2 separate regions of the Mus musculus genome follow, and region 2 is linked to region 1. Evidence: chromatin contacts called from ENCODE Hi-C or POLR2A ChIA-PET data. All regions are on one chromosome and are shown on one strand. Each heading gives the region's core, a stretch centred on a gene start or an enhancer-like site at or near the end of the contact. The rest is flanking DNA. Distances are from core to core; before and after follow the strand shown.

Evidence for each region. Hi-C counts contacts between places; a loop is a spot of excess contacts on that map. ChIA-PET counts read pairs that join two places held with the same protein, here RNA polymerase II (POLR2A).
Region 2: POLR2A ChIA-PET joins it to region 1 with 10 read pairs in embryonic stem cell. The contact joins the enhancer-like site here to the promoter of Smad6 in region 1. A Hi-C loop is called at or near these places in 3 of 37 maps with a recorded cell type or tissue (all mouse trophoblast stem cell). POLR2A ChIA-PET finds 5 or more read pairs at or near these places in 2 of 5 experiments (Patski and embryonic stem cell).

Annotation. Positions count from the first base shown.
Region 1 is chr9:64,018,713-64,023,865 of GRCm38, reverse strand. It overlaps Smad6 (SMAD family member 6), which reads left to right and starts at 1,807. Exons shown (of 4, transcript NM_008542.3): 1 at 1,807-3,661. The coding sequence starts at 2,842.
Region 2 is chr9:64,102,270-64,107,676 of GRCm38, reverse strand. No RefSeq gene overlaps it. Among named protein-coding and RNA genes, the nearest start is that of Gm39360, 4.4 kb to the right of the region's middle. Within about 2 kb of position 2,261, at least 1 of the 3 ENCODE cell types and tissues checked has a DNase peak (open chromatin) inside an H3K27ac peak, as active enhancers do.

The sequences.
Region 1 (5,153 bases), core at 558-3,057:
TAAAGAGCTCAAAGCATCTGCTCTTATTGTAACCCAGAGGCAAGGCAACAAAATCTTCGTAAGAGAGAACATAATTGGCTTCTCTTTGTATTTATTATTTTATTTTGGGAGACTTTCGGAGACAGGGTCTTACGCAGGCCCAGGCTGGCTTCCAGGTCTCTGTGTAGCCCAGGAGAGCACTGAACTCCTGATTCTCTTTCCTCTACCTCCCAAGTGCTGTACTCATGGGTGTGCACAATCCTGTAGGCTCTCTTTGCGTTTTAGGATCATCAACTTCTTCAGGGATGAACGGAAGCTAAAAGACAAGTTTGTGTGGGCGCTTCTTGCCCACTTTTGATGTATGCACTTATTAGTAAGGATTTCCTAGAATCTTGAGAAACCAAGGCCAGGACAGCTACTCATATTCACCTTGGCCAAAATAGTGAAGGGTGGGTGTGACAATCGGCCCTGCAGCACTGGAGTACCTGGCTCCAGGTAAGACTCAGGGAAGTAGTCTGTATCTTTCCTACACACACGACCCTTCCCCCAGCGCACTTCCAGACCCGTTCCTGGACTTGCACACCACCTTCGCTACAGCAGTCCAGAGCACAGGTATCCTAAAGGGGATCACAAGTCCGCGCCCCATCCTCCCCACTCCGCCTCCCGCGGGGTGCGGCGTCAAGCCCCAGGCCAATGAGAGTAGCGGAATTTCTTTCATTGAGCTCGGGGCCCCGCTCCTGCCCGGAAAGGGGCGTGGTGCTGCGCCGGGGGTGGGGCCGCGGCGCGCCAGGGGAGGGCGGGGCCGGCCCTGCGGCTGGGCCAATCGGCGCCACGCCCGGGAGGGGGAGGGGGAACCAGGCCTTTTTTCCCCTCCGCGCGGGGCCAATCCTGACTTTACAAGCTTGAACTTTTGCCACCCTCGGACTAGCAAGCACGCCCGAGGAGGTACCCCGCCGCGCCGGCTCCAGGGCAGGAGCGGCCTTAACCCTTCCCATGCCGGGTCCCCAAGTCTGTCCCCAACTTGCCCCCGTTTTTATAGTGAAACATAACTGGGGAAAGCACGCCCCTCTATCACTCTCGAAGGGGCATAAGGTAAATCCTCGAAGGGAGAAGAAAGCGCCTGGCCTTGAGAGGAGCCTAGGACGCCAGGAGGGAGAGCCGGGGCGACCAGGAGGAGCCATCCAAGAGCACTCCTGCCTCTACCCCACCCTGTCCAAGTCCCCACCTCGGGCTATCCTGGAGCTCCCTCGATCACCCGCCCCCCAGTGTAGCCTAGGCGGAGAGACCCCTAATTTTGGGCAGGGGGTGCGTGGAGCCTTCATAGGACACGGAAGAAACCCGCTATCCCAACTTCGCCGCCGCCCCCCAACTCCCCAGAGACGGAGGGCAGGAAGGCGCACACACACGCCCATTTTTATTAGCCCGCGCTGAGGCTGGGGGTTTGGACTGACTCTAAAGTGCTATGCGCGTTTGCAAGTTTGGGCACAAGCCAGAGAGAGGCAAAGGGCCGCCTCGGAGTCCGGGTCGCGGTGGGTTCACCCAGCAGAGCTGGGCATCAGGGTGTGAGTGTTTGTTAGCGCGTGTGCGGGACGGCTGGTATCCGTGCCCAAGGCACGACGTGAGCTTGAGAGTGAGTCGCGGGCACTGTCAGCCTCGGGGCGGGGGTGCTGGGGCGGGCGAGGGGCGGGGGCCCGCGTTCGGCCCGCCCCGGGAACCAGCCCCCTCGGAGCCTCGGGCTCAGCAATGGGACGTGTTCTCCTTTAAGAGTTAAGAAACTTGAAACCTTGTTTGCGCAACAATCAGCGCCGCGGAGCCGCCAAAGTGTCTAGACTGGCATATGATGGGAGGCAGCCAATGACTCCGCGGCGCTCCTCCGGGGGCCCTCAGTGTGCGTTTGAGGAGAACAAAAAAGAGAGAGAGCGCCGAGAGGGGGAACGAGCGAGGGAGCTGAGTCCAGAGAAAGAGCCGCCGGGCGCTGCCTCGCCAAACCTCGCTGGGACCGCGGGGCCACCAGGAGGCACTTTGGTGAAGGGGGGGGGGGGCGACCTCGGCAGCCGCGGCGCCCGAAGCGACCCAGCGCAGCGTGGGGCGGGCTGCGACCTCTGCTTCGGTGGATTGCATTTTTAATTAAGGATTCCTAGCAGCTCTTTGGGATTTTTTTTTTCCGGCTTCCACTCATGTGTTGACACCCGCGTTCAGGAGAGACTTGCCCCAAGTGCACCGAGCGCCCGGGACCTGAGACGGAATTGCTTTTCGTGCGTGCAAAATCCAAGCATTTTGAGTTTTGTTTGGGACCTTTTTCTTGCTTTGCTTTTATTTCTATTTTTATTTTGTTGCAGGGATATGGGAGTTATCCACAAGCCTTAGTTTCGGATCCTGCAGGGAAAGCCCATGTAGCATAGCTTGGCTTTTGAAGGCAGAGTTGTGCAGACACATTTGGGGGCACGACGCAAGCGCTTTGTGCTCGTGTACCAGCCGCGCAACTTTTGAAGGCTCGCCGGCCCATGCAGGGTGTCTCTAGCATCGTTTCGCTGGTGGCTTCCCTAAGGCTCCAAAGCAGCTGGAGTTGAGCGGTCCCGGCCCATCGTGATCCATGTAGCCCGCTGGTCCCTCGCGGACTGAGGCTCAACACGCGCGTGTTCCCGGCCCGGCCCGGCCCGGCTTGGCCCGGCGCGAGCTCCCTCATGTTGCAGCCCTGCGGTGCCCCTTCGACGACAGGCTGTGCGCGGTCTGCACGGCGCCCCGCGGCAGAGCTTCATGTGGGGCTGCGGCCCGCTCAGCCGGCGCCTCGTTGAGGGAACGGACCCCCGGTAACCGGAGACCGCCTCCCCTCCCACCACCCCAGGCGCCAAAGGGTATCGTATGTTCAGGTCTAAACGTTCGGGGCTGGTGCGGCGACTTTGGCGAAGTCGTGTGGTCCCTGATCGGGAGGAAGGCAGCGGCGGCGGCGGTGGTGTCGACGAGGATGGGAGCCTGGGCAGCCGAGCTGAGCCTGCCCCGCGGGCACGAGAGGGCGGAGGCTGCAGCCGCTCCGAAGTCCGCTCGGTAGCCCCGCGGCGGCCCCGGGACGCGGTGGGACCGCGAGGCGCCGCGATCGCGGGCAGGCGCCGGCGCACAGGGGGCCTCCCGAGGCCCGTGTCGGAGTCGGGGGCCGGGGCTGGGGGCTCCCCGCTGGATGTGGCGGAGCCTGGAGGCCCAGGCTGGCTGCCTGAGAGTGACTGCGAGACGGTGACCTGCTGTCTCTTCTCCGAACGGGACGCAGCAGGCGCGCCCCGGGACTCTGGCGATCCCCAAGCCAGACAGTCCCCGGAGCCGGAGGAGGGCGGCGGGCCTCGGAGTCGCGAAGCCCGCTCGCGACTGCTGCTTCTGGAGCAGGAGCTCAAGACGGTCACGTACTCGCTGCTCAAGAGGCTCAAGGAGCGTTCGCTGGACACGCTGTTGGAGGCTGTGGAGTCCCGAGGCGGCGTACCGGGCGGCTGCGTGCTGGTGCCGCGCGCCGACCTCCGCTTGGGCGGCCAGCCCGCGCCACCGCAGCTGCTGCTCGGCCGCCTCTTCCGCTGGCCAGACCTGCAGCACGCAGTGGAGCTGAAACCCCTGTGCGGCTGCCACAGCTTTACCGCCGCCGCCGACGGGCCCACGGTGTGTTGCAACCCCTACCACTTCAGCCGGCTCTGCGGGCCAGGTGAGCGTGCGCAGGGTCGCCTCGACCTCCGACTCTACCGTCCTGTTCCCTTTCCCTTTCCCAATCTCTTTGTTGGATACACTAGGGATGCTCCCCCCCTCCCGACCGCCCCCCTCCCCCGGTACTGGGAGCCTGCAGGGGATTGAGGAAAGTTGAGGGCTAGATGTCTGCAGTTTCAGATGGTAACTTTATTTTGTGGCGCCGGCGAAGTGAGAAAGGGACACGTTCGGGTTTCCATATGCAGCCTCTGGGATTTAAAGATTGCAGCTCTGTGAAACGGGATAGTAAGCCATGGAGAGGCTAAAGGTGGAAATGCCACCTCTCCTTTGGGGACTCACCTCAGTCGGTACATAGCTTTTAGCATTTGTAAGCATATCCTATACCCCTGATCTGCTCTTCCCCACCCAGGTAGGTATGGCTGTGAAGCTGTCAGTAGGGAAATCACGCCTAACGTCAGAAGTGTTTGCAAAGATGTTTGACTTTGTCCCTTTCTGTAGTTTTAGCCCAGACTCTGCAGGGCAAACCCTCTTGTTTGCAACATCCTTTGGGATGGAATGCCAGGCTCTTCCATCGTCAAGGCTCTTAATTCTGGCCTTTAGCTTACCTCTGAGGGACCTGAGGCATCTGGGAGTCAGAGGCTGCTAGCTCTTTTGTTACCCTGAGAACTGGCCCCTTTGTTCTCCTGGGATCTTCTGCACACACCCTACCTTAACTTAGCCTTGCTTAGCTAGGCAGGCTCAGGTGCAGGAGCAGAGGTGAGGAGAGCTGAAAGGCCCTGACAGGCCAGAAAGTGTACACACACACACACACACACACACACACACACACACACACTTTCTGTACCACGAGGAACACTCGCTGTAGGTGTAGGTGAATGCATCCAATGGCGTTGCATTTGCAGGAGAAAATGGAACAGGCAGTTACAGGCTGGCTGTTGGCTCTGGTCAGCTCTTGGGTCTCCTCAGTGTGGGCTGGCAGCATCGGAAGCCTGACTTCTCCCCTGTATAGAGGAGGGCCTAGTGACGAGAAAGGAAGTTTCCCTCCTATTATTTTGGCTCCTGATGTACTTCCCTCATGGTCTCTCCAGGTACAGTGTAGACACTCTGGGTAGACCTTGGCCTGTGTCTGCGCTGGGCTTTCTGTGCCTGGAGGCTCATTGACAGCTTCCCCTGTTGTAAACTGCTACCTCTTTCTCTGGGGAGGAGGACTCTTATTTGTGGTTGTATTGCCTCCCTTGTATTTTTGTTTGGGAGATCGATGGTGGGACCTACTACACTCTTCTAATAAGGCCCTAGTGAATTATTTGTCTGTCACCAAGTCACAGTACTAGCCAGTTTGTTAAGCATCACTCAGTACCAGGTACTCTGTGTGTGGTGGGGAGGGAACAGAGTCGGAGTCATACTGTCAAGAAATCTTCCTCGGAGGTGGGAAGAAAGGAGAAGGAGGTAAGGGGGTGGGGCTAGGTCAGTGGTCTGAGCCACCAGTAGGGCTG
Region 2 (5,407 bases), core at 1,012-3,511, 83 kb before region 1:
TAGCTGTCTTCAGATACACCAGAAGAGGACATCAGATCTCGTTATGGATGGTTGTGAGCTGTCGCTGTCCTCGCTGCCCGCAGAGACAAGAACAACACGGACACCAAGGCAGGTTCACACAGCAACTTCTTTACTTGTGGCTTTTTCCCCTACAGCTCTCTTCCCCAGCAGCTTCTTCTACTCCTTCTTGCAGCTTTACTTATAACAACAACTTCTACTTAGGGCAAGGCTATATTCCTATACTTGCGGCGCTGACCTTATCTTGCTCCACCCCACCTCATCCAATCAGAAATCACACACGCTCCAGGCATGAGCTCAGGTCGGTCACAGTCGGAGCACTGACTACTCTTTCGAAGATCCTGAGTTCAAATTCCAGCAACCACACAGTGGCTCACAACCACCCATAATGAGATCTGACGCCCTCTTCTGGTGCATCTGAAGAAAGCTACAGTGTCCTTATAAATAAATAAATCTTTGGGCCGGAGCAAGCAGGAACTAAGTGAACAGAGTTGACCGGAGCGAGCAAAGGTCCTAAAAATTCAATCCCAACAACCACATGAATGCTCACAACGATCTTTACAGCTACAGTGTACTCATATACATTAAATAAATAAATTAATTAATTAAAAAAATAGTTCTGCATGTGCAATTCCATACCAGTCTGTACACACTTACTAACAATGGAAATGAGTTTTATTTTTAGTTGTGTGTGTGCATATGATGTGTGCATGTGGGTGACCATGAAGACCAGAAGAGGGCATTGGATCCCCTGGAGTTAGAATAGAGGCTATGGATAGCATGCCAATGTGAGTGTTGAACTTGAGTCTTTTGGAAAGACAGAAGTGTTTTTAATGACTGAGCCATCTCTCCAGTCCCTGGAATCTGTGGTTTTCATAGATGCTGCCAAGTTATCCTTCATCAGAGATCTATGCGTTCTTCTTTTAGATTTATTTACTCCATGCATGTGTGTGTGTGTGTGAGAGAGAGAGAGAGAGAGAGAGAGAGAGAGAGAGCAGACAGGATGCTAAGATCTGAACTCTGATCCTCAGGGTAGGGCCTCAAGTGCTCTCTAGCTCCCAGGATTCTTTTTTTTTTTTTTTTTTTTTTTTTTTTTTTTTTTTTTTTTTTAGAAAAGGTCTCTTGCAGTCCATGCTGGCCTTGAATTTGCTATGTAGGTGAGAATGGCTTTGAACTTCTGATACTCCTGCCTCTGCTTCCCAAGTGATACCTGGTGTGTACCACCATGCCTAGTTACAGGATGCACGGGATTGGAGCCAAGGCACTGTGCATGATAGGCAAGTGCTCTACCAACTGAGCTTCATTGCCAGCCTCTCTCTTTCTTTCTTTCTTTCTTTCTTTCTTTCTTTCTTTCTTTCTTTGTTAATTTTTTTTTTTTAATTTGCATCAGTGTTTTGCCTGATATATGTCTGTGTGAGGGTGTTAGATCCACTGGAACTGAAATTACAGACAGTTGTGAGCTGCCATGTGGGTGCTGGGAATTGAACTCAGGACCTCTGGAAGAGCAGCCAGTGCTCTTAACCACTGAGCCATCTTTCCAGTCCTTTCTTCCTCTTCCTCTTCCTCTTCCTCTTCCTCTTCCTCTTCCTCTTCCTCTCTCTCTCTCTCTCTCTCTCTCTCTCTCTCTCTTTTGCTTCCTGGGTCCTGAGAAGAGCGGATGGGTGTGTTGTCCTCAACAGAGGCCTCAAACAATGAGGCTGCTGGCTGTGGACAGAAACCCCTACACCCACGAGCCAAAATAAACCTTCTCTCTTTGGGAGCTTCACTCTGCGATAGAGCTGATGTGGGCTTTCTGAAGTCACATGGAAGGGCAGTCATAATGTATCCCAGCTCTTGGTCACCCAGGATTTGGTTTGCAGGGCCCCACCCCCTCCCTGTCACCTCCCAGCCTGTCTGATTTGCCTGTACCAAAGAATAAAGGCAGAACCTTGGGCCCTCCTTCAATCCCCAAGGACTCAAAACAAACCCCTTACACTTCAAGAAAAGCTGGCCCAAGCCCTCTCTCCTTTGCTGATCTAGCCACCCGTCAAACCACGCTTGTCTTCAGTCACCCAGGCCAGGAAACCACACTGTGCCGCTTCACCCAGCTGGCTCCAACCTTGTCCCAGAGCAGGCTGGCTCTGCAACTCTGACCTTCTCTCCAAGCCCCCTCTCTTAGGCCATGAACCCCAGCCTAAGCGGTTTCCATCTCGATGTTACTGTGGCCAAGAAAACAGGAAGTGTCTGAGTCACCCCTTGTCCTCCTGGGCTTTGCCTCTTTAGAGTCAGGGAAGGACAAGGAGGGAAGAGGTTGGCTTCACAGAGTGCGAACCTCTTGCTGGGATCTCTCTTTCAGCTTGTGGGACCCAAGAGCCTTACTCAAGTTCTTGGGACTAGAGAAGGACATTGCCTTAGGATATGGACTTCAAGAGCTGCATCCTGCACCCTGCCAGTTGTGCGCCGGGGCCTTGGCTGGTGCCGCTCAGCTGGGGACACAAGAAAGCTTTAAAAGTTTTATTAAGCCAGGGTCACCTGCAGCCAATGCTGGCCACAAATTCCCCAGGTAGCTAAGGCTGACCTTGAACACCTGACCTTTCCACTCCTATCTCCCAAGTGCTGGGATTGCAGTGTGTGCCGTCCCTCTCAGTTGTGCCGTGCAGAGGATTGAATCTAGGGACTTGTGCAGCACACTAGATGAGTGCTCTACCAAGCTGAACTCCAGCCCTCGGTTTCCTGAATGCCTTTCGACCAGTTTTCACCTCTGCAGAGTGAGGCTAATCACACACCATGAGGTGATTCTGTGAGTATCACAGTCACTGGACTCATAAACTCAAAATCCTCTTGTCAAGCCCTATGCCATCCAGGCACAGTTCTGGGCACTGGAAAGAAAATAACAGCAACAGCCACGATGGCATGGACAGAGAGGGTCCCCTGTCACATGTCTCTGAACTCACAGGCTGTATGAAATAGGCCTTAGGACTTCGAAGCCACCATCTGCCATGCTCCCTCATCTCCCCAAACCGTCTGATGGCTAGCAGAGACACACTGACCCTGAGGTCCTCAGAGGTCCTCAGTTGCCATCCTAGAATTCCCCCTCCCCCAGCAGATGCTGATCCTTTCTCCTCCTTGTCACTGTGGGCTATGGGATGGGGAAGGAGGAGAAGGGGACCCTGGGAAACCCAAGTCCTGAGCTATCCCTCAAAGGAACACACATCACATCACACATAAGATAATCTTCCCTACCAAGCTGAGGTATGGTTCATGCTAGCATTTGGGTCACTATGGCCTAATTCAGGCTCTCTAATTCAGTCGGTTACATGTGGCAAGTGGCCCCCGTTATTGGGCAGCTCAGGTTCAACCTAACCATAAAGTCCCAACAATAGCATGACTACAGTTGAGTGCCATAGACGCCACTGGCTGGTGATTAAATGTGTGGGATTTTGTTTCCTTTCTGCTCCACTTTCTTTCTTTCTTTCTTTCTTTTTTTTTTTTTTATAAGATTTATTTATTTATTTATTATATGTAAGTACACTGTAGCTGTCTTCAGATGCACCAGAAGAGGGCATCAGATCTCATTACAGATGGTTGTGAGCCACCATGTGGTTGCTGGGACTTGAACTTCGGACCTTTGGAAGAGCAGTCAGGTGCTCTTACCCACTGAGCCATCTCACCAGCCCCTCTGCTCCACTTTCTTGGGGAAGAACTAAGGGGCCTTTGCGGGTGTTAGTTCCACCTGTTCCAGAAGCTTAATGTTTGCCTCAGAATCCTGAGTCACAAGGGAGACCATCATGTCTAATTCAAGAAACAGGAAATGGGTGAGCCTTTGTGTGTAAGGATCAAAATGGAGGGGCTGGAGAGATGACTCAGCAGTACTGAGTACTGGCTGCTCTTCTAGAAGTCCTGAGTTTAATTCCCAGAAACCACATGGTGGCTCACAACCATCTGTAATGGGATCTGATACCCTCTTCTGGTGTGTCTGAAAACAGCTACAGTGTACTTACATACATAAAAATAAAAATTTATATATATATATATATATATGTTTATATATATATATATATATATAATGCAGAAGTTTGGGGTTAGAGCTGTAGCTCAGTTGGTAGAGTGTTTGCCTGGCATGTATGAAACCCTGGGTTCAATCCCTAGCACTGCATAGAATTTGGTGGTTCATGCCTGTAATCCCAGAAATCAAGAGTCAGAGGCAAATTCAAGGTTATCCTTAGTTATATAGCGAGTTTGAGGTCAGCCCAAGCTACATGAGACCCTGTGTCTGCGCTCCAGTGTGTGTTTGCAGTGGGTCACTTGTTACCAGAAGGATAGGGAGTGGGATCTGGTGATGACTGGCCCTGACCAGCTGACCCTCTTCTTGGCATGAGTGACAGGAAGGTTCTAGAAAAAAGCGACTGACCTGGAGGCTTCTTCCTTTTCTGTCGACATTTCTTTTTAGCTTTTTCCTGTCAGCCATCTTCTCTGCTTGTCCCAGGACCAGTGAGCTGAGAGTCCAAGTGGAAAGGCCAGAGTTCGCCTGCATGCCTGTGGGATGCTTCGGTCTGCAGAGCTCTTAAAGGTGGGGCCTGGGAGAAGGGGTTGCAGCATCCAGTTTGCTCACCTGAAGGCCAGCCGCACCTGGGGAGGCCCTTTCCCCGTCTGCGTTTTGTGACTGGGTGGCTCTGGCCACCTGCCTGTGGCTTCAGATGCCAGCCCCTTCCACTCAGCGTGCCTTGTGAGATGTATATCGGCAAATGATAGAGATTTCCAGGCTGAGGAGGCTGCAGCAGGCTGTTTGGGGCAAGGGGTGGGTAGCTAGTGCCTGCAGCCAGGCTTTATAATGAGGCAGTCATTCCGGACAGGTGTGTGGGGAGTGCTGAGTCTGGCAGGCCAGTCTCCACTTTCAGCAGGATTTAGTCAGGGTTCAAGCAGCCCTCTCTCTCCAAAGCCTGAGATAAGTCCTTGGCAAGAGTCTAGGCTTCCTTTTGGAGTAGAGGGAGGAGAGGAAGAGATGAGCAGAAAACCATCTGGGCTTTAAGGGCTCTCGTGGTCCAGGTGGGCAAATCAAGGCCTCTGGGAAAAGAGGAGACGTGTACCGATTCAGGCTCTGTGTGGAATGCTTTCCTTCAATGTTAAAATTACGTGTGTGTGTGTGTGTGTGTGTGTACAATCTTGTGAGGATCAGAGTACAATCTATGGGAGTCAATTCTTTCCATCTACCGTTTGGATCCCAGGGAACCAAACTCAAGTCGTTAAGGCTTGGTGGCAAGTGTCTTGCCTTTGTAGACCAGGCTGGCCTCGAACGCAGAAATCTGCCTGCCTCTGCTTCCCAAGTGCTGGGATTAAAGGCGTGTGCCATCACCACCCAGCTTGAACATTCTGTTTAAACTGGTTCTTCACCTCTTCCAGAGGTGGGGCT